Regions from separate parts of the Mus musculus genome. Here region 2 is linked to region 1. The links are chromatin loops, found by intact Hi-C in ENCODE. Cell type or tissue: left cerebral cortex. All regions are shown on one strand. Links, peaks and the distances in the headings refer to the core of each region. The heading gives the core; the rest is flanking DNA.

The links. Peaks named below come from ENCODE experiments on the same cell type or tissue, not always from the same donor. Only the 100,000 strongest peaks of a DNase experiment are listed, where the experiment ranks them.
Region 2: it touches region 1 in a loop (4-fold over the local background); 2 of 42 quality-filtered maps call a loop at or near these places.

The regions. Positions count from the first base shown.
Region 1 is chr1:21,672,523-21,683,475 of GRCm38, reverse strand. The region is part of intron 1 of Kcnq5 (potassium voltage-gated channel, subfamily Q, member 5); the gene reads left to right. Among named protein-coding and RNA genes, the nearest start is that of Kcnq5, 280 kb to the left of the region's middle. In left cerebral cortex, for the core only: no CTCF peak of the experiment used is centred there; DNase peaks (open chromatin) are centred at 4,069, 6,089 and 6,492; H3K27ac peaks cover 4,095 bases.
Region 2 is chr1:21,548,384-21,559,336 of GRCm38, reverse strand. The region is part of intron 2 of Kcnq5 (potassium voltage-gated channel, subfamily Q, member 5); the gene reads left to right. Among named protein-coding and RNA genes, the nearest start is that of Khdc1b, 170 kb to the right of the region's middle. In left cerebral cortex, for the core only: no CTCF peak of the experiment used is centred there; DNase peaks (open chromatin) are centred at 5,055 and 6,367; H3K27ac peaks cover 1,424 bases.

The sequences.
Region 1 (10,953 bases), core at 2,017-10,016:
GTGGTGCACGCCTTTATTCCCAGCCCTTGGGAGGCAGAGGCAGGTGGATTTCTGAGTTCGAGGCCAGCCTGGTCTACAAAGTGAGTTCCAGGACAGCCAGGGCTATACAGAGAAACCCTGTCTCGAAAGAGAGAGAGAGAGAGAGAGAGAGAGAGAGAGAGAGAGAGAGAGAGAGAGAAGCCTAAAGACCGAAAGAACTAATATCCACACATAAGCCAAGAGCATCTCCTTGCCCATTTTGGCATTCCCTTGTCTTCCTCTGTTTAGAATACCAATTTTGAAGCAAAGATAACCTGAAAATGCATGGAAGGTTTCTAAATGAATACATGGATAACAAGTAAAAAAAATTAGACCTGATAACCATGTGCAATTTTAGAAATATTTCTATGTTGTTCAGAATTTCATTCATTATTTTTGAGCATATTCATCTCCACTTTCAACTCCACCCACACCTATCCCAATTCATTACTTTGTGTTCCCATTCTTTAAACCCATGGACTCCAATTATTATGCCTATGCACTCTTGAGTGTGGGGTATACATATCCAGTAAAGTGTGCTGGGCATACCAGGAGCAACAACCTTTTAAAATGACACCATAGGGACTCCCCATTTCCTTGCAGCTATTATCCCATTTTATGAAGGTACCACATTTTTAGTATGCATTCGTCCATTGACAGACATTTGGAATATTTCTGTTTCCTGGCCATCATGGGTAGATAAGCAATGAACATGGATGACAAACTATCTTGGTAGTAAAATGGAGAGTCTTTGGGGTTTCTGCCCAGAGTGATGTAGCTAGACAATCTATTTTTAGAATTTTAAGTGACATCCACAATGATTTCCAAAGTGACTATACCAGTTTACACTTCCATCAGCTGTGCATAAGTGTTTCCCTTTGATACATTCATACCATTGAGATTTATCGTCTTTTTTTTTTTTATGTAGGCATTTGACTAGTATAAGACCTGGTGTAAGATGAACATATATTCTAGATCCTAGCCCACAGTCTCATGTGTAGCTGATAAAGGTTTTTCCTCCTATTCTGTATCCTTGCTTTTATTGGAATGAGGTGTCTTTTTACAGTACAAAGCATTTTGGTTTCATGAAGTCCCATTTATTTATTGTTTTTATTACTCTCTGCTTTATCATAGTACTTTGTAAAAATGCCTTTCTTGTGCCTCTAAGCACAAGACTATTTCCTATTTTTGCCTCTGTGTATCCAGTCTTGGGTTTGGGTCCTTGATATAGTTGAAGATGAATTTTGTTATCTAATTTAACCAGCAGGATTTGTTGAAGACAACACCTTTTTGTCTGATGTGTCTTGTTGACCTGTTTATCAAAAGCCAGGTCTCTGTCTCTGGAATATGGACTTACATATATGTCCTTTAAAGCAGGTGAATGACAAGATGAAACTTACGTTTGGAGAGATAACTGTGCAGCGAGCAGAATGATTGTGACCATGCAAAATTCACTATTCTAACTCACAAAGATAGTAGTGTTATGAACAAGGGCTTCTAGAACATGATTGAGACACTTTGATAGAGGTTCTATTAATGAGTTTGGGTCTTTAGCAGAAGTCAGTGACTTAAATATAGCTATTGCTATTTTGCCATGATAAACTTAATTGGAAATCTGCAGTCTAAAACACAGAAGTAATATGTCAGACACAAAGCCTTCAGAATTGAGAAACACATTTCTGTTTTTGTAAACTGCTCAGCCATGAGTACTTTATTACAGTAACCTGAACTATCTTAGACAAATAGCAATGGACCAAATTGTCAGTAAGACCAATGCTTACAAGTGTCTGACAAATAAGAAGTGATAGAGATACTGATCTTGTTTGATATCTGAAATCCATTTTGATAAGAAATTCAGGGAGAGAGATTGTTGAGCCTGTATAATGTGTGCCACCAATAAAAAGAATTAGGATTAAGAGTTTAGAGAGGTTCTAAGAAACTAAGAGTATCATGTATTTACGCAGTACACTGCATCCAGAGCAAAGAAAAAGTTATAGTGTTGCTCGTCAAGTGAATGGTTCATTTTCCTCACTTTCCTTAAAGATATTGTGTCATCTAAAGACAATAATTCCATTACTTCTGAGCTGGCAGTTTTGCTGATGGTTTTTGTGTCTGGGAAGGCTGGCATGTTCCTTTTTCAATTCTCCCACTTGGCAATGAGCTTGTCTGCCTTCAATCTTCCCTGCCAGCTTCAAACAAGTAAACATTCTAATTGGTAACAACCAAGAGAGGAAGAAGTTGGAACGCCAAAATAGGTGAGCTGCTGCCGTGTGTGCCTATCTTAGTTAGGGTCTCTCTTGCTGCTATGAAACACCATGGCCAAAAGAACAAGTTGAGGATGAAAGGATTTACTTTCCTTACACTTCTATGTCACTGCTCATCATTGAAGGAAGTCAGAACAGGAACTTGAGCAGGGCTGGAACCTCCACACAGGAGCTGATGCAGAGGCCATGGGGGAGTGCTCTACTGACTTATTCATCATGACTTGCTCAGCCTGCTTGCTTTCTTATAGAACCTAGGACTACCATCCCAGGAGTGGTACTATCCACAATGAGCTGGGCCCTTTTCATCCATCAATAATTAACTATGAAAATGTCTCATAGTCTGCCTATAGTCCAATCTTATGGAGGTATTTTCTCAGTTGAGGTTTCCTCTTCTCAGATGACTTTGCTTGTATCAAATTGACACAAAGTTATCCAGCACACTATTCCATAGTCAATAGCATCTTCATCCCATATGTTGACAGGATCTTAAATCCCCACTGTATTACTTAGTGGAGTCATGCCGGGCTGTCAAGATACCTATCAAGTTATCTAAATAGTTTCTGTTTTCTTGTCACATATAGGATTTGGTGAGGTATTATTCAGTGGCATTGCAGAAGACATAATAGGTTCATTAATCTACAACATTTGTATAATGATCATGAATGTATTATATTTATACATACTTCCACTAATGAAGAGAACTTTCCATTACCTTAATAATCCAAAATGATTTTGAATTAGTTTCAGAAATGTTTGTGACTTCCCAGGACTAACACTTTACTGCTTTGCTTTCTACTAAACTTTTGGGAGAGATTTTTGGGGTTCATGTAATGAAAAATGTCAAGGAATTTTGGCATACTGATACAAGTTTACATTTGAGCTGAGGACTCTTGAGCTTGCCATTAGACAGGAGCAGTGCTGTCAGCTTTCTGAACTAGATAATTTCTTGTAATGATCCCAGTCTCCAGGAAGCGCTCACATATTTTAATTAGATTATATTATTTAAAAGTCTAGCAGAGGGCAAGACGCACAAGAAGGATGGATGTGCACCATTGCACCAACAAAAATGCTTCTTAAAAATATCCTTACTAGGCTGGAGAGACGGCACAGTGGTTAAGAGCACCAGCTGTTCTTCCAGAGGTCCTCAGTTCAGTTCCCACCAACCATATTGTGGCTCATAACCATCTAAAATGGAATCTGATGGTCTCTTTTGGTATGTCTGAAAATAGCTACAGTATACTTATATAAATAAAATAAATAATTTTTAAAAAAAAAGGATATCCTTGCTGTGGTTAATCAAGAACTCCCAGAACAGACCACTCTGGTAAAACTTTCTTAGATGGCTTCATTAGATGATCGCTTAAAGTTGCAATACTCCTGTTTTTATTATTCATGATGTGTTAAGACTAATTTAATAAAAACTAGTAATCTTTTGGGCATTAGGTTCAATATGTACTTCCAGACATATCTTGATATTTTCTGCTTTCTTGTCACATATAAGATTTGGTAAGGTACTACTCAGTGGCGTTGCTGACGTTGATCAGTCCTAGGAAACTCATAATCTTTCCTTGTAACACTACAGAAATTGCACAAATGAAGACGGAAGTCAACATCCGAGGCAAGCAGCTCATCCTAGGACTTTAACAGTGACTTTAATACCACAAGATTGCAGATCTTCCTCAGGGATTTGCACCGTGTCCTGAGGATCTCGGGAAGACTTTGAGTTATTGCACATGATATTTGTGCCCATAGAAAATCACACAGGATACAATTAGAAAAGAAAATGGATTTTGATATCTTATATGTGGAAAGTGTTGTTTCCCCAGCACCTACAGATGCTATTCTTGTAAAACAGCAAAAACCCATTCTTATGTCTTTCCTTGATTTTTGGTAGGATCTTTTTTTTTGCATGATTTCATCACCAAAAGTTATATAATCTCTGTGTGTTCTCACATAGAACACATCCACATCTTAAGTGATATAAGGAAAAACAAATTTCTTTTCTTCCTATCTTAGGTTCATAGCCGATGTTGTTGTAATAAAACATATAAGAAGGGGTGAGCAGACAAGTTTATCTAAATTGCCATGGTGTAAAAGCCCATTTTAAGGAAACAATGAAGCATATATACTTTTCTGAGTTTATGCGTTTTGCCTGAGAGAGAAGCAAAAGTCATGGGAAAATGTGATCAGAAGATGAAGGGGCATGATTCAAAGTAATGTCCAGGAGACCTTAGCAAACTGATTTGTGCTACGAATGCTTCTTCCCATTGGTGTGAGGAAAGTAGCTCTGGAAACAGGGTCTTATGGTCACTTCAGAAGAGATGCTAATAGAGTGTGACTTTCTAGGATCTGGTATGTGCTGCACTATGGAAAACAAGTTGAGGATGTCTTCTGCCATTTTGGTTTTATAGGTGCCAATGTGCTATATTTTGGAGGATACTGTTCTAAACCCATCAGTGGGGTCCCTGTACTTGAAGGCCAGGTCCCAGAAGGTTTTGCCATTAGGTTTAACAACTTGGAGTGGAAATCCTGGCATATCCAGATGGACTTCGACAAAGTTGCTGTCTCTCTTCAAGCCAGGCAAGAAGGGAAGAAAATCACAAGGAATTTGATAAAATAGTATAATTGATCCACTATGGAAAGGCTGGGATAGCTCCATTGGCTGTGTTACCAGGTATAGAAAAGGAAGCAAGATGACTTTCAGCCTTAATGCATCATTTGGTTGTTCCTAGAAGGAGTGTGTCAGGGGTGCATTTTCAGGTCGATAGAGGCCATCCAGTCCAGACCTTAACAATGATCACAGCCTCTTCAGGGTCGCTTTCATGCACTGATATATTTTATCCCTCATCCCTATTTTAAGAGCAACCTTTGAACTATGCTAAAGAACCATCAAGCCTTAAAGATACAAGACAAATTTGAGATTCTTTCCCAAATAGAATCTTGGGAATTGATTATGCTAATTTAATTGGAAGTGGTAGAGCTTTGCAGGTAAGAGTGAGTAGCCCTGGCAGAACCACAATCTTGAATCCTCACAGTTTAGGCTCAAGCCAGGTACTTTGGAGGGCGCATGTTTTCATGTAGGCTAACTTTATGTCAGCTTGACATAGGCTAGAGCCATCTGATGGTTGGAACCCCAATTGAGAAAATGCCTCCAAAAAATTATGCTGTAGGCAAGACTGGAGGTAGGACATTTTCTTAATTAGTAATTGATGTGGGAAGCCACAGCTCATTGTGGGTATGACTACTCCTGGGTTGGTAGTCATAGGTTCTATGAGAAAACACAACAATATCAACCAACCAGCCCCTGAGTACTCCCAGGGACTAAACCACCAACCAAAGAGTACACATGGATGGACCCATGGCTCCAGCTGCATACGTAGCATAGGATGGCCTTATCTGCCATCAATGGGAAGGGGTATCCTTGGTTCTGTGAAAGCTAAATGCCCCAGTATAGGGGGCCACTAGGTCAGTGATGTGGGAGTGGGTGGGTGGGTGAGGTAGCACCCTCATAGAAGCAAGGGGGTAGCACAAGAGGTTTCCAGAGGGAAAACTGGGAAGGGGGATAACATTTGAAATTTAAATAAATAACATAACTAATACATTTTTTAAAAAGCAGGCTGAGCAGGCCACAAGGAGAAAGCCAGTAAGCAGCACCCCTTCATGGCCTCTGCATCAGCTCCTAACTCTGGGTTCCTGCCCTGTTTGAGTTCTGGTCTTGACTTCAGTGATGGACTACAATGTGGAAACATAAACTAGATAAGCCCTTGATCTTCAATTTGCATTTGGTCATGGTGTTTCATAGCAGCAGCTGGAGAAAGCCTGGGGTTGGGGAACACAAGAGAAGTTGAGAAGAGTAATAAATAATGTAAATGTATATGAAGTTCTCAAAAGTAGATCAAATAATTTAAAATTTTAAAAAGAATAATATTAAAAAATAAAAATCTTTTCTATAATTGTTTTAAAACTCTGCATCTATTTCCAGAAAAAAATGACAAGTTCATTATTGAACATGTGTTTCACGTCTAACCTTACATAACAATTTATATAAGATCCTGTCTTTGAATATTCACACATAAAAATAAATCTGTCTTGAAATGTAAGATCCATGAAACACATCACCCCTGCAAAAGAGCATATTCTGTACCAAGGAGCTCACACTGTCTCTAAATTCACGGGGAGGTTGTAGAGCAAACAGAGCCCCCATATGAATCTGCTAATTGAATCCTCCCTAGGCTGAGGAAATGAGCTGGTTTTGGCTTTGATCCCAGGTAGACAATCTCAGGGAATTGAGTCATCACTATATATTGGTCTTTTGGAGAAAAATTCATTTTTAATGTTAAATTATTAAAGCTGAGTTCTTTTACACAACTCTAGGAACAACACTGACCGAGCAGACTCTATGGTGGTTTCTATGGTAGCAAGTCCTCCTTTTATGTGTTTTCCCCAGCCACGTTATTGTTTACACAGCATTAATAGCAAGTATTAATTCCTCAAGCAAAGCAAAAAGAATTCAGGTTTTGCCCTGAATATTATATAGTTATACTATAGTAACTACCAGATAGCATCGCTGTCTTAAAATCCTTGGGATGCCTCTGATATCAACACATATACTCAGGCCTTTCAGGGGGTGGGAGAATAGATGGAAAGAAAATAGAAATGTGCTGGAAACTGGGTTTGTACCGATGATAAAGAGGAGAATTCCAATGAGGTGACTCCTTCGCACTAATAGTTTTATATAGGCCCTGCTTCCCAAACAGCACCAGACAGCAAGGGCATGCTTGCCTGCAGTGTGATTATTTTGCCCATCAGTCTTAACAAAAGGTCTTCTCTAATCTAAGGAAAGGAGACTTTTTTCCTGTTCTCACTTCCACTAAAGTCGAAAATGAATTTATTTTCATATCTCACCTATGGGTGATGTTCAGACTTCAAATAACTTCAGCTATTTAATTTAGAGACTTTTGCTTTTACTTGCTAAAAATGGTTGACCTTACTAATTATATTCACAATGACTATTACAGAGCAGGGAATAGGGAAAGTTCCTAACCTCAAAAGGTTGAGCATTGACGGACCTTTCTATTGCAAAAGAAACAAAACAAGAATACTGCATCGCAGTTGAATTCTGGGGCATGCAAAAAGTATATAGCCACTCTACATCCGGCTGATGTGATCTTCTCTCCCACATGGAATTCTCCAGTGAAAGTCATGGAAGGTGGAAAGCAGAGGTACATTGTTCAAGAACTTTCCACTGCACCTTTGTGGAATGCCTTTCCCAGGTAACTTGTCAGTGGGAATTACAGTTACAAGATAAACTGAGAGTCTTTGGGTAAGGAAGACGAGTAACCAATAAGAGGCAGGGAAAAAAATGTTGCAGTGTTGTTCAGTAAGTGGAAAGCTCCAGGCTTTCTGGACCATTTCTCTCAGTAGTTATGATGCTTCTCACTGATGAGAACACCTATCAGTTATCCTCAAGTATTGGAAGTCTCAGCACTGCAGTCACTTACAGGTATCTAGGGAGATTGATGTTATACTGAAATATTCCAATAACTGCTTAATACTTCCATGTGATTCTTCATTTCACTCTTCTCCTCCTGCAACATAAGCATGTTTCCTGGCCAGGTATTAGCATTCTGATTTTCATAGAAATGAATCTTCCAAACTAGATACAATGGCACGTGTCTCTAATCAAAGCACTCAGTATGGTGAGACAAGAGGTAGGTTGGGAGTTTGAGACCAGCCTGAGCTTCATAGCTTGAGGGTATAAGAGAAGAAAAATAGAGGTAAAGAATGTAAAAGAAACAGAGAGTGTAGGAGAGGGAGAAGAAAATGAGAAAGAGAGATAAGCAGACAGGAGAGAAAGGAGGAAGGCAAGAAGTAAGAAAGGAAGAAAGGAGTGGGAGAGAATGTAAAAGGAGACAAATCAGCTTCCTTTTGAAGAAGAGAAGAAAGGAAGCCATAAAGGAGTGTAGAACACTGAAGAGCTGATGCAGGTGAGAGGAAGAAGGGGACAGACAGCCCTACAATTGCATCTCCCTATAAAGCAGGGAACCCCTGCTGCTGCTGTCTCTCACCAAGTCCTTGAAGTTGACTTAGACTGGATATATCTTGAGAAAGCATGAGGCTAGAGGAGATGCCACTATGTCTTTTACCCTTCCTTGTGCTTTATGTTGCAAACTTGAAATATTCTTCTATGAATGACCAGAGTGAGAGTAAACTAAGTTTTTATAAAGCTTTGCTTTTTAGTTCTGTTCTGTTCTGTTCTGTTCTGTTCTGTTCTGTTCTGTTCTGTTCTGTTCTGTTCTACTGGGGATAGCAAGGACTTAATCTGGTACAGATCCTGGGAGATTGGGAAACTCTGTTTTCAAAACGTGTTTTACCTGGGAAAGAGTGTGTAAGACTCTGGCGAGCCTTAGCTTACCGAGGAACGCCTGAGTGAACCATGCAGAGCCAGAATTGATGCAAAAAGCTGGGGGTTCCATCCAATAGATGACTGTGAGCATCCACTTCTGTGTTTGCCAGGCACTGGCATAACCTCCCAAGAGAGAGCTATATCAGGGCCCTGTCAGCAAAATCTTTCTGGCATATGCAGTAGGGCCCCTAATGAAGAGGCTAGAAAAAGCACCCAAGGAGCTAAAGGGGTCTGCAACCCTATAGGAGGAACAACAATATGAATTAACCAGTACCTACCACACACACCCCAGAGCTGTGACTCTAGTTGCATATGTAGCAGAGTATGGCCTAGTAGGCCATCAATGGGAAGAGAGGCCCTTAGTCTTGTAAAGATCATATGGCCCAGTACAGGGGAATGCCAGGGCTAGGAAGTGTGAGTGGGTGGGTTGTGGAGCAGGGCAGGGTGGGGAGGAGGGTGTAGGGAGCTTTGGGGATAGCATTTGAAATGTAAATGAGAAAATAGCTCATAAAAAAAGATAATAAATAAATAAATAAAGCTGGGTGTTATAGGATGTATATTGATGGAATGTCTCCATGAGTCACTCTAGAATGGCTGCAGGCAACTCATCTGGTCTCTGCTTAACCTTGGTCAAATTTGTGTGTCTTTATGCAGCCCCCTTGAAACCTACCAGTGGAGTCTGGTGGTAGACCTTTAAGTGCTCCTTACCTTTTGACATACTAAGGTCCCAGTCACATCTAGTCAGGGAAAGACTGCTTGCAAGCAAAAGTTCAAACAGACTTACAGACTAAGACTTTGATGAAACCTCCAATTCATGCCTTCAGTGTGTTCTTACAAGACTCCAGGCCAAAGCACCAAATGTAAGACTGGCAAGCCTTAGCTTACTGGGAACCCCCTGGGTGAACCACACAGAGCCGGAATCAATGCAAAAAGCAAGAGGAATTTATTGTTTCAGTGCACTGGGGTGGTTGTCCCAGACCTGAAAGAAAGGCAGTGACCCCCAGCTGTGAGTCTTTATATAGTTTCCAGGGCCGGAATAGAGCATCGGCAACTAGGCACAATATGATTAGTGGAACAGCGCGCTCTTTAAACTGATTGGTCGTTAGGGAATGGGGTAGTATGAGCTTACTCAGACTCTCCCTTCTGGCCTATGTGCTCTCTGACCTGTCTCTTACAGGAGGGGAAGATTCCAGTGGAATTTTGGAAAATTCCAAAGCTCTGAGCTGACCTCTTCAGGTGCTCCCTAGAAAGCCACTACCATCTTCTTACCTCATCTGTCAAGTAACTTAGATCAACTTACTCTAAGCTGGAAGACAAATTCTCCTTCCTGGTGCTGTTTGCACTTGTGTCAGGTGATTCCTTGTGGTGGGGACTGTACTACACACTTGAAGTACTAGTAGCATCCTTTACACACTGACTTCTGAATTCCAACAACCTACAATGTCTCCAGTCATTGTTGAATGTTCTTGGAGAGGGTCCAGGTGTCCATGGAAGACCAGTTTATACCCAAGTTAGAACCACTGGTAGAGATTAAAACTTCTAAACCACGTGTCCTGTGTCACAGTACTCTGTGAAGAGGTAGCACATATTGAGAACATGGTCACAGTTTTTTTTTTTTTAAGATCTAAACTAAACATGACCACATGAAGTTCTACTACAAGGCTTTGGTTCTGCTGTTGTGGACAAATTTAAATGAAGATCTTGTTTTCAAGAACATCTCAGTGTTTGATGCAACTTTCTGTCCTTTTACACTCTCTGGCTTGGCTTTGAGTGGCATAGAGCCTAGAACAGAGGGAATTTTGTTTTACTGATATTTTATTCTGCTGTTTGTTCAAAGTTGCTGAACAGGAAGGACCCTGTTTTGTGATCATGTCTCAAGATCATGAAAGAAAAATCTTTTTATGAGGCAAATTTCCTTCTTCACAGAGTTTAATAGATTTGAAGGAAACTTAGCTACAGAGAAGAAAAAAAAAAAAAAAAACAATGGAATGTTTGGGAAAGTCTCTAATCATAACTTCAAAGGGTTGAGCACAGTGACCACCCCACATTCCTTTCTCTAGCATAAACAATCCCATTGAGTCACAGAAATCAATAGAGGGAGAAGGAGACAGGTGAGAGTCCTCTCCCTAGAAAGCTGCTAAATAAAGCTGTGGGGATCCTGGCTAAGAGTGCAACTTAGTGTACTGAGCACTGAGTGTAATCTTCAGTACTGGGGGTGGGGAAGAGCTACAACTCTGGGGCCCTATGTACTACTTAGGGATCCTT
Region 2 (10,953 bases), core at 1,902-9,901, 120 kb after region 1:
TCAGAGCCCACCTGCAGTGATACACTCCACCACGAAAGCCACACTTACTCCAATAAAGTCACAAATCCTAATCCTTTCAAATATTGCTACTCTATGAGCCCATAAGGGCAATTTTCTTTCAAACCACCATACCCTCTTACAACAGTTGTGAGTAAGAAAATGGTGTCAATGTAGCACAGAAATTAGGGGTGATTTTGTTCTCAAATTATAAATTGACCATAAAGTACCTGCCCTACCCAAATGCAATACTATTTTTATCTACTACTTGATTTTGGATACTTGCTCAATCCTGGAAGTTCCTCATAATGTGATCCTCTATAGCCACTGTACAGAAGTCATGAACACTAAAAGACAAACTGGCATTATTCAACCTTTGTGTCAAACAAATACCCATTTTTCTACTTGTGACTTAAGATGGAATACTCTGTAGCTCCATCACTTGGTAGCTGCCTCCTTCCAGATGGGCAATTCCATTAAACTCTCTTCATCTTGACTTAAGTGATGGCCAGGATTTCTGCCACATTTGATAGTAAGAGTTTAGATGTATCTTCTTTAAAAATATCCTGGTGCTTTTCTTGCCATGGATAAAATATATAATTACATATTTTATGTGATATGTGATGGCGATAGAGTACAAATCCGAATATAGCTTTTAAAAGTTCATGTGCCTTTTGCTGGAGTTCTGGCTTCAGAGTTCGGTCCATTTGGAATGCTTTACTGTGGTTTTGTTTTTATCACCATCCTGTTCTTTTGACTGCAAAATTTTACCTACCAGGCTTTTCAACTATGCATATAGCTGTGTGTTACTCTTCTTAATTTGCATACACACATTGGTCCTGCTTCATTTTGATTATTCATAGTGAAAAAAAAGCAATGAAAAATTGTGATGCCATCCTTATGTCAAATATAAAGGAGATGACATCATGGTTTAAATTATTATTAATCTTTATTAAATTTGTGTAAGTTTCCTTTCATCAAGCTGTGCTTAAGTTTTCACATGAACCAACTTATCAAAATTCATATATATATATATATATATATATATATATATACACGTGTGTGTGTGTGTGTAACAGTAATAGTCAAAGAAAAGAGGCATCAATTTGAGAGTAGGGATTCATGGGAGGGATTAGAGGGAGAAAAGAAAAAGTGATATAATTTTGTTCTCATTAAAAATGTATTAAAAATAAAATTAGTATTTTGAATTAGTCTAAATTTTAATGAAGGGGAAATCTGTACAATTAGATTAAAAATATACTACACAGTAAATAAAATTCTATATGCCCATTTGTTATAATTTTATTCAGTCATAAAAGATAATCATGTCATTTGAGGAAAATGAATAAACTGTAAATCATCATGTCAAGCAAAAGAAGAAACTAAGACATAATATACCACATGCTTTCTCTTATAAGCAGAATCTAGATACATATATTTAGTTTTCATACATATATGCTGCATGAGAGTTTATCTTTCTGCACTGTTACAAACACTGTGTACATTATCAAACATTATCTTTTCATATGACTAGAAGATATCTGCAAAATAGCAATAAATTAAACCAACTTTACAATTCTGCATTTTTTTCCTTTCATGTCAAGACTCAAGATGCTATCCTGGGTATCTACAAGTAATACTCTTATTCTAGTGTAAGTGATACCATGATTGTGTTCTTATAGTGTTTGTTTTGATCATACTTTGTCTCTCATTCTTCATGCCTAAAAGATCTGCCCTGACAGTTTAACTGCTGTCTTACCAGAAGATAGCATGTGATGAACTGTAGCAATAACTCTATCATTCCTTATTATTAAAGACATGAAGAGTAGAAAGATGACTATTGAGGGAAACTAAAATAAATACTGGGTGTGGTTGTGACCACAGTGCATAATATATTCATATGAAAATGGCATAATGAATCCCATAATTTTTTGCAGTTTTGTTTGTTTTAAAGTTTTATTTTGTTTTGTTTCTTCCAGACAGGGCTTCTCTGCATAGCCCTGCCAATCCTGGAACTCACTATGTAGACCAAACTGGACTTGAACTCACAGGTCTACTGGTCTCTGCCTTCTGAATGGTGGGATTGAAAGTGTGTGCCACCACTGCCTGGCTGATAATTTAAAACAAACAAACAAACAAACAAAAAACATGTGGGCATCATGGCCTACACCTGTAATCCAAACAACGTAAAAGGCCAAGGCAAAAGATTTGTTTATCCCAGACTCTGGAGGTCACGATGAGAAACAGGAGGTATCATTCCCAATCTTTAAAAATATATATACATTATCAAAGTTAGTAAGGAAATATAAAGCTTTATTATAATCCAAATAGATTATGCCTTTTACTTGAAATTTATTAAGGGGCTAGAGACATGGTTCAAAAGTTAAGAACAGTCACTCCTCTTCTAGTGGACTCGAGTTTATTTCCCAGTACCCACATGGCAGCTCACAACCATCAGTAAGAGAAGAACCTGATGCCCTTTGCTGGCTTTTTCAGGTACCACACACACACATGGTGCACAGACATACCATTCAGACAATACCCATACACACAAAAAACTCAACAAATTCTCAAATCTATAAAACTGATATAATGGTCTTAAATCTTCTTTTACAATTCAACCCTGAGTATTTTAAGATATATTTAGAGGATAGTTTATCTTCTCCTGTTTTTAACCTGAAGTAAAATTCCAAATAACTTCCAGAATTATAAGACTTCAATCTTCCACTTGCCAAATCCAGTCTTCCAATGGCCATACCTTTCCTACACCTCTGAGCTAATTCTGTACCACTTTGCCCTGGAAGCCCAAGTAGCACTGGCTAGTTTACACACATGAGCATAAACACACATATTCTCATTCTCATGTTAATCCAGCAATAGTAAGTCATTCATTTCCTTGCATGTTACCTGCCTACGTGCCTTTAAATGACCATATCCCAACATAAAGCCCTGTTTCACCAAAATATTTTGTCACCTGGGAAATTCCTGTTAATTTCTAAATTCTTAACTCCTAGCTTTTCCTCTCAAAACATTTCTCCAACTCTGTAAGAGTTGCTATGCTTCTCAGCATAGTTCAGAGTGGTCCATAGCCATAGATGACCTACAACTGCGGGTGGTTTGCTCCCATGCATGCTTTGCTCCTACTCAGCCTGCAAGCTAGGTAAGAATAGGGATTCTATGTAACAGTCTATATATACCCTAGTGTATACCACATCGACTTGTTTGTAGAGGGTACACGGTAAATGTGTGAAAACGAAATGTTCTGACCATTCAATCTGAAAACAAATCAGTATGTACCTCTACTTTGTCTATATGGCATTTGTCACTGTTTGCTTTTTTTCTTGCTATTTTGTCATTGCTTCTCAATATTGATTTCTGACATCTGGGGTGTAAGCTTCCCAAGAGTGTATCTTTGTTTTATTTATAGCTTTAGTCTATGTTCAGAACAAAGTAAGTACTCTATGGCTGGAACAAAAGAAATTTGAGATAAACCTTTCAACTACATGAAATGGGTGACTAGATCCAGGGTTTGCTTTCCTGTCCTAGTGTCAAGCTTTTAAATAAATCACTATACAAGCTCAGTTCTTCCTGAACACATTAAAATATGCTGGTTCCAATTAATCTTGTAATTTAAACACTATTAAATTCCGAAACAAATTTTCACTAATTTTAGAAGGACAACAAGACAAAATAATTGAGTATTATAAGTATAACTGAGTATTATAGAGTATAGCTTTCAAAATATAAAATAAAATGAATCTTTGTTAATTTTTGCTCCTTTTAACTCGTTTTCAGTTTTCACTTTCTTTTGAGTTCTACGTCACTTCTGAATCTTAGGTACTCATGTATTTACATTATTTTCACTAGTAGTATTATCAAATATCAAAGCTTCATTAACCCTGAAGAATAATAGTATGATATGTGTCTGAAGCCACCAGTAAAAATGGATAGTTTCAGATTAAATATTAATATAATTTAAAGTCATTTAGCAATGAGAGTCATTCAGTAATGATATCTGGGGGGAGGGGCAAGGAGAGAGTCCCACATAGCATCCTATAATACCATTTGAGATCAACAGAACCTAAAGAAACTAAGATGAGTTCTTAATGCTCCTCTCTCTGATCTCATGGCAATTTCATTGGGTTTAACACACACATTTTTAGGCATGCATTTGACTTTTCTTGAGTTTCTACTCCATTCTAGATGCAGTGTTCTATTTCACCCTTGATTTTATTCAGGACTGATTTCATTAAATGAGAGAGCTAAAAGTAAGTGGAATTAGAAGTTCCATGATTCACAAAGATGATAGGATAAAAAGGGAACCTGATTAAAACAGAGGAAATGATTCAGTCTCTACTAGGGGATTGGAAAAAAACGTCCACAGGTGATAGTGACATTTAAACTAGACCGACAAGACAAAAGTTGTCGTTAGGCTGACGAAGTTCTAGGGAAGTGGTGGTTGAACAAAAGAACCTCAGAGGAATTTGTAACGGGGCTTTGAACTTATTTGTTTAAGTAGAGTAGTTCCTCTTTTTCTGTGGCTTTTATTATTTGTGCCCAATTGCATTCTGAAACTGTGGGATATGCTTCCCGTGTTTTAGAGTGCATACCATTCTGCATTTATGATAAAACCTCCCCCTGTGCCACTGACCCATCTGGGCCATGAGTCACCCACTTGTCAACAGGTATCTGCTCTGGGTGTGCTACCCTCTCATTGGTAATTTTGTATCCCTCTTTAGTGAAGATCCATTGCCATGGTATTATAAGACTTTTAGTCAGTTAACCCCTATTTTGTATAACTGTGTCCCTAAAACAAAAGAATAATGTTGCAGGAAATGAGTATATGTCAAGAAGAAACTGTGAAGTACTTCCCATAACGGAAAGGGTGAACATTCCCAATTTAATAAGAAAAGAAGGATTATATGTTGAGCTCATTATACCATTCATTATAATTCATCCTTTCTGAAAATAGAAAAGCACACTGAAAGTAGAGAGAAAAGTAATTACAGAATAAGACACTTTTTTTTTAAAGGAAGCTGGGGCTGGAGGATAGCCCAGCAGTTAAGAGCACTGGCTACTCTTCCAAACCTGGGTTTGATCTCAGTACCCACATGGCAGCTCACAACTGTCTGTAACTCCTGTTCCATGTGATCCACTGCAATATTCTGGCCTCTGCAGGTACCATGAATGTACATGGTACACACACAGACATGTAGGCACAACATCCATTTACATAACATAATGTTTTTTTAAAAAATTAAAGAGGGTAGAAGACAGAATCATATTTCTGTAACTATTATCACAGAATATTGTTATAATTTCTTATTAATTTTTAATTTTATTGTGTCTAATTTATAAATTTATCTTTAACTTAGGGCTGTGGATACAAAAGCCTAGTTTACAGAAGACTTGGTGCTATCTGAAGTTTTAGGCATCACCTAGGAGACTTAGAATGTCTTCCCCTTGGAGAAGATTTTGGAGTTTGTACTGGCAATGACAGACATCAACAGGAGCTCTTTTTTTTTTTTAACTGAAAATGTCTTTAATTTTTTATAGATATTTTCTTTATTTACATTTAAAATGTTATCCCCTTTCCTAGTTTCCCCTCTGAAAATCCCCTATCCCCTCCCCCACTCCCCTGCTCCCCAACCTACCCACTCCCATTCCTGGTCCTGGCATTCCCCTATACTGGGGCATAGAGCTGTCACAGGACTCTTTAAGTAGTATCATAAGCTGATCAAATTTTACTTTGAGTGTGATAACTCTGACTCTATCCTGGAGGAAAGATGAAATGGCAAAGGACCACGGGAAGGCAGACTTGTAAGAAGGTTGCTTCAATGCCCAGGGTTGTGTGCAAAGCATCTTAAGTAAGGCAAAGAAAATAGAGGGGAAAGGACAAAATCAGCAGACTGCTCTGAGGCCAAGCCAGTATGTGAGGTCCTTTGAGATGAGAGGCCAGAAGTGAGCATCTCAGACCTTACAACCTAATAAGACTGAGAGCATGAGGCCTCAGGCAAGTTCAGAAACTCATTTTCCAACATCTCTCCTATTACACATAGCCTTAACACATTAGAATTTAAACCTAGAATATGATTTAACACCTACATTGTCTTTACTATTCCTGACACTGGATGTTCTAGAATATCAGCTTCTACACAGCCCTCATCCAAAAATCTCGCTCCTGCATGGCAGAAACAATGTTGGGAATGGGCCCTTTTTCCTTTGAAGGAGTTACGGTTGGTTCCTTTTCTGAAGACTCACTGAAAGTAGTATTTTTAAAACCAAATTTGTATAGCTTGGTGAAACTTGTTGTTTTCTCTAAGTCAAGATCCAAAGCCATGAAACTTTACAGGAAGTTATGTGCACCTCTGCCTACCCATTTTCTTGCAGAAACAAGAGATGGAATGATTCAGAAAAAAGGAACCCAAAAGGCTGAGTCACTTTTATCTACATAAATATGCAACTCATGTGGGATCGGAGGCTTTGCAGCAATCTAGCATTGACCTTCAGAAGAGTCATTTTTCCTTCTGACAAGACTCTAAGCTACAGTAGGTAACATCCTGCCCTCTTCAGAACCACTCAACTAAGCTGTTGTGAACTAGCTAAAATAGGTCTGTGTACCTGGGCAACTGATACCACTGCAGTAATGCAGTCATTGCACCAAGAAACTGCCTCCTGAAGACAGAATGATCAGATAACAGTTATCAGAGAAGTGAATGGAAGAAAGGTCTTGCTTCATCCAATGCTTATGAACCCCCTTGCGATGCCATGAGGTGATTGATTGCTAGATATAAAAATAAAGGTTTGGGATTTCAGACTAGGGCAAAAAGGCAAAAGAGCATGGTGCTAGAAAGTCTCCAAGAAGAAACAAATCTCTGCGATGAGGGAGTTGACCCCTATTGACTCAGTAACAAGTTAAACAGGGGTGAATAACTTTTTCATGTAATTTAACTGTAGTCAGAACCAGAATTCATTTTTAGCTCTTATCAACTACCCAACTTTCAAAACCTTATATAATCAAAAATTTTTTATTGGATATTTTATTTATTTACATTTCAAATATTATTCTCTTTCCTGATTTCCCCTCCAGAAATCCCCATCCCATCTCCCATACTCCCCTCCCCCTGCTTCTATGAGGGTTGTCCCCAACCCATCTACCACTCCCCCCAACCCCCGCCTGGCATTCCCCTACGCTGGGACATATAGCCTTCACAGGACCAAGGGACTCTCCTCACACTGATGCCCAACAAGACCATATACAGCTGGAGCCATGGGTCCCTCAATGTGTATTCTTAGATTGGTGGTTTAGTTCCTGGGAGCTCTGTGGGGTCTGGTCTGTTAATATTATTGCTATTCCTATGGAGTTGCACACCCCTTCAGCTCCTTCAATCCTTTCTCCAGCTCCTCCACTGGGGACCCCATGCTCAGTCTAATGGCTGGCTGTGAGCATCTGCCTCTGTACTTGTCAGGCTCTAGGAGAGCCTCTCAGGAGACAGCTATATCAGGCTCCTGTCAGCAAGCACTTCTTGGCATCCGAAATATTGTCTGGGCTTGGCTTCTGTATATGGGATGGATCCCCAGGTGGGGCAGTCTCTGGATGGCCTTTCCTTCAGTCTCTGCTCCATACTTTGTCTGCATATTTGCTCCTGTGAGTATTTTGTTCCCCCTTCTAAGAAGGACTGACACATCTACACTTTGGTCTTCCTTCTTCTTGAGCTTCATGCGGTCTGTGAATTGTATCTTGGGTATTCTGAGCTTTTGGGCTAATAGCCACTTATCAGTGAGTACATACCATGTGTGTTCTTTTGTGACTGAGTTACCTTACTCAGGATGATACTTTCTAGAAAGTATCAACAACAACAACAAAAAATTAACCACTGTAGTGATAAGCCACTCAGCATCACTCAGCATTTCAAATGAGATAGGACTTTATTCACTTGGATTTACTTTCCAACAAAGCAAAGAGCTTATGTGAATGAGGTCCCAGCTGGTGGGTGGTGATCTATGCGGCATCTCTGCCCATGGGGCTCTTTGCCACAGCAGAGTTTTCTTGAAACCCTCCTCAACAAATAACAATTTCAGTAATTATATTAATTATATGCCACTTTTTTATATACCTTGAAAATGCTTAAATGTTTCATTGAGATACAGTTATTTTTACTTGATCTCCTTATTGATAGTCTCATTTTATTGCTGCTTCTTTATATGTGGCCCCAAAAGTCAGACAACTCATCTTTCTCCTCCTAAAATCTGGTTCAGTCGCTAATCAAGATGAAAAAGCAACTGAAGCCTCACTCTCCAGGGGTTGTTTCTCAAACCTTCTGAGCCAGCTTTGCAGCATTACTGAAACTGCTGTGGCATGATGGATGCTGTAGACTTCCTTCAAGAATCAAGGTGCCAGTGTAGGATACACACAGATTGTAAAGCTTCAAATCAAGTGTTTGTTAATTTCTTTTAATTTTTCAAATTTTCTCAATTTCCATTTAAGTTCATCTTAGACATACATAAAGATCAAAGTGAGAGGCTGTTCTTCAAATCCAGTTCTCGTTTCTTCAGTTCCAATGAACACTATTTGTCAACGTGACACAAACCAGAGTCATCTGGGACAACAGAGCTTCATTTGAAGAATTGCCTCCATCAGACTGGCCCATGGGCGTGTCCATGGGGGGTATTTTCTTGACTAATTATTGAAGTGGGAGAGTAGAGCCCACTGTAGGTGATGCCACTTCTGATTAAGGGATCCCAGATTGTGTAAAACAGTAAGCCAGTAAGAAATGTTCCTCATGGCCTTTGTCTCAGTCCCTGCCTCCAGGCTGCTGCATAAAGCTCTTGCCTTGGCTTTCCTCAATGGTGGACTGGAGCCTGTAAACCAAATAAACTCTTTCTGACCTAAGTTGCTTTTTTAGCTAGTGTTCTGTCATAACAAGAGTTAAGCTAATTAGAACACTGTCAAGTCTAACATTGCTTCTCATCCCATCAAAGCCACTCTTGGGAAATCATTTGTTTATGATTATATTTAAAAAATGAGACTGACAATCTGTGGGTTGGCACTTGGCAGAGAGCAGGCTTCTATTCTGAAGGTTCTGATAATTATGGGAAAGCATTTAATGAGGATATGATATTATATTTTCAAAATTCTTGTTTTAGAATGTATAGGGAATGCCTATTCTCAGCTTAGATTCTCATTTTTATTCTCCTGCTCCAAAGAAATATGCAGATGAAACCTGTCCCGAATTCCACTAGATGCTCACTGGATCATCTGTGGGTACCTGGTTTTTCTTGGAGGGACTTCCTATCTTCATCAAAACTGCTGACAGCCACGACCAGGAAACCCGCTAGTCATACCCCTCAGTAAAAGTCAGAGTCTGTTCAGATACCTAAAAGAACCTACAGTGGCTGTTTCTCATTCCCAACTACCTGACCCCTCCACTTAAACTCTTTCTTCCAGACTAGTCCCCTGTTTCTTCCTCTCTCAGAGCTGAGCCCTGTCTAGCATCCTCTTCACTCATCGAGGTGCCCTAGCACCTTTGTATCTGCTTGGAAACACCCACTCTGAATTTCTAGTTGAAGCTGAAAACCCATCATCTCCTCATAATATTCTCCCCTATTTCATGTTTCTCTTTAGCTCTTGTCTCCTAATATCCATCACCTGCTTTCCTGACTGGACACATCTTTTATTTTTTTAATTGGATATTTTCTTTATTTACATTTCAAACGTTATACCCTTTCCAGCTCCCCACCCCCGAAACCCCTATTCCATCCTCCCTCCCCCTGCTTCTATGAGGGTGCTCCCTCACCTACGCACCCACTTCCAACTCCCCGCCTCAGTTCCCCTACACTGAAACATCTATCAAGCCTTCATAGGAACAAGGACCTCTCCTCCCACTGATACATGACAAGGCCATCCTCTACAACCTATGCAGCTGGAGCCATGTGTACTCCTTTGTGGATGGCTTAATCCCTGGGAGCTCTTGGGGGACTGGTTGGTTGATATTGTTGTCCTGTGGGGTTGCAAACCCCTTCATCTCCTTTGGTCCTTTCTCTAACACCTCTGTTGGGGAGCCTGTGATCAGTCCAATAGTTGGCTGCAAGCATCCACCTCTGTATTTGTAAGGCTCTGGCAGGGCCTCTAAGGAGACAGCCATATAAGGCTCCTGTCAGCATACACTTCTTGGCATCCACAAGTGTCTATATTTGGTAACTGTATATGGGATGAATCCCCAGGTGGGACAGTCTCTGGATGGCCTTTCCTTCAGCCTCTGCTCTACACTTTATCTCCATATTTGCTCCTGTGAGTATATTGTTCTCCTTCTAAGAGGGACCGAAGCACCCACACTTTGGTCTTCCTTCTTCTTGTGGTTTGTGACTTGTATCTTGATAATTGGGAGCTTTGGGGCTAATATCCACTTATCAGTGAGTACAAACCATGTGTGTTCTTTTGCAATTGGGTTACCTCACTCAGGATGATATTTTCTAGTTCTATCCATTTGCCTAAGAATTTCATGAATTCATCATTTTTAATAGCTGAGTAGTACTCCATTGTGTAAATGTACCACATTTTCTGTATTCATTGCTCTGTTGAAGTACATCTGGGTTCTTTACAGCTTCTGGCTATTATAAATAAGGCTGATATGAACATAGTAGAGCATGTGTCCTTATTATATATTGTAGAATCTTCTGGCTGTATGTCCAGGAGTGGTATAGCTGGGTCCAATTTTCTGAGGAACCACCAGACTGATTTCCAGAGTGGTTGTACTAGCTTGGAATCCCACCAGCAATGGAGGAGTGTTCCTCTTTCTCCACATCCTTGCCAGCATCTGCTGTCACCTGAGTTTTTGATTTTAGCCATTCTGACTGGTGTGAAGTAGAATCTCAGGGTTGTTTTGATTTGCATTTCCCTGATGAGTAAGGATGTTGAACATTTCTTTAGTTGCTTCTTGACCATTCAATATTCCT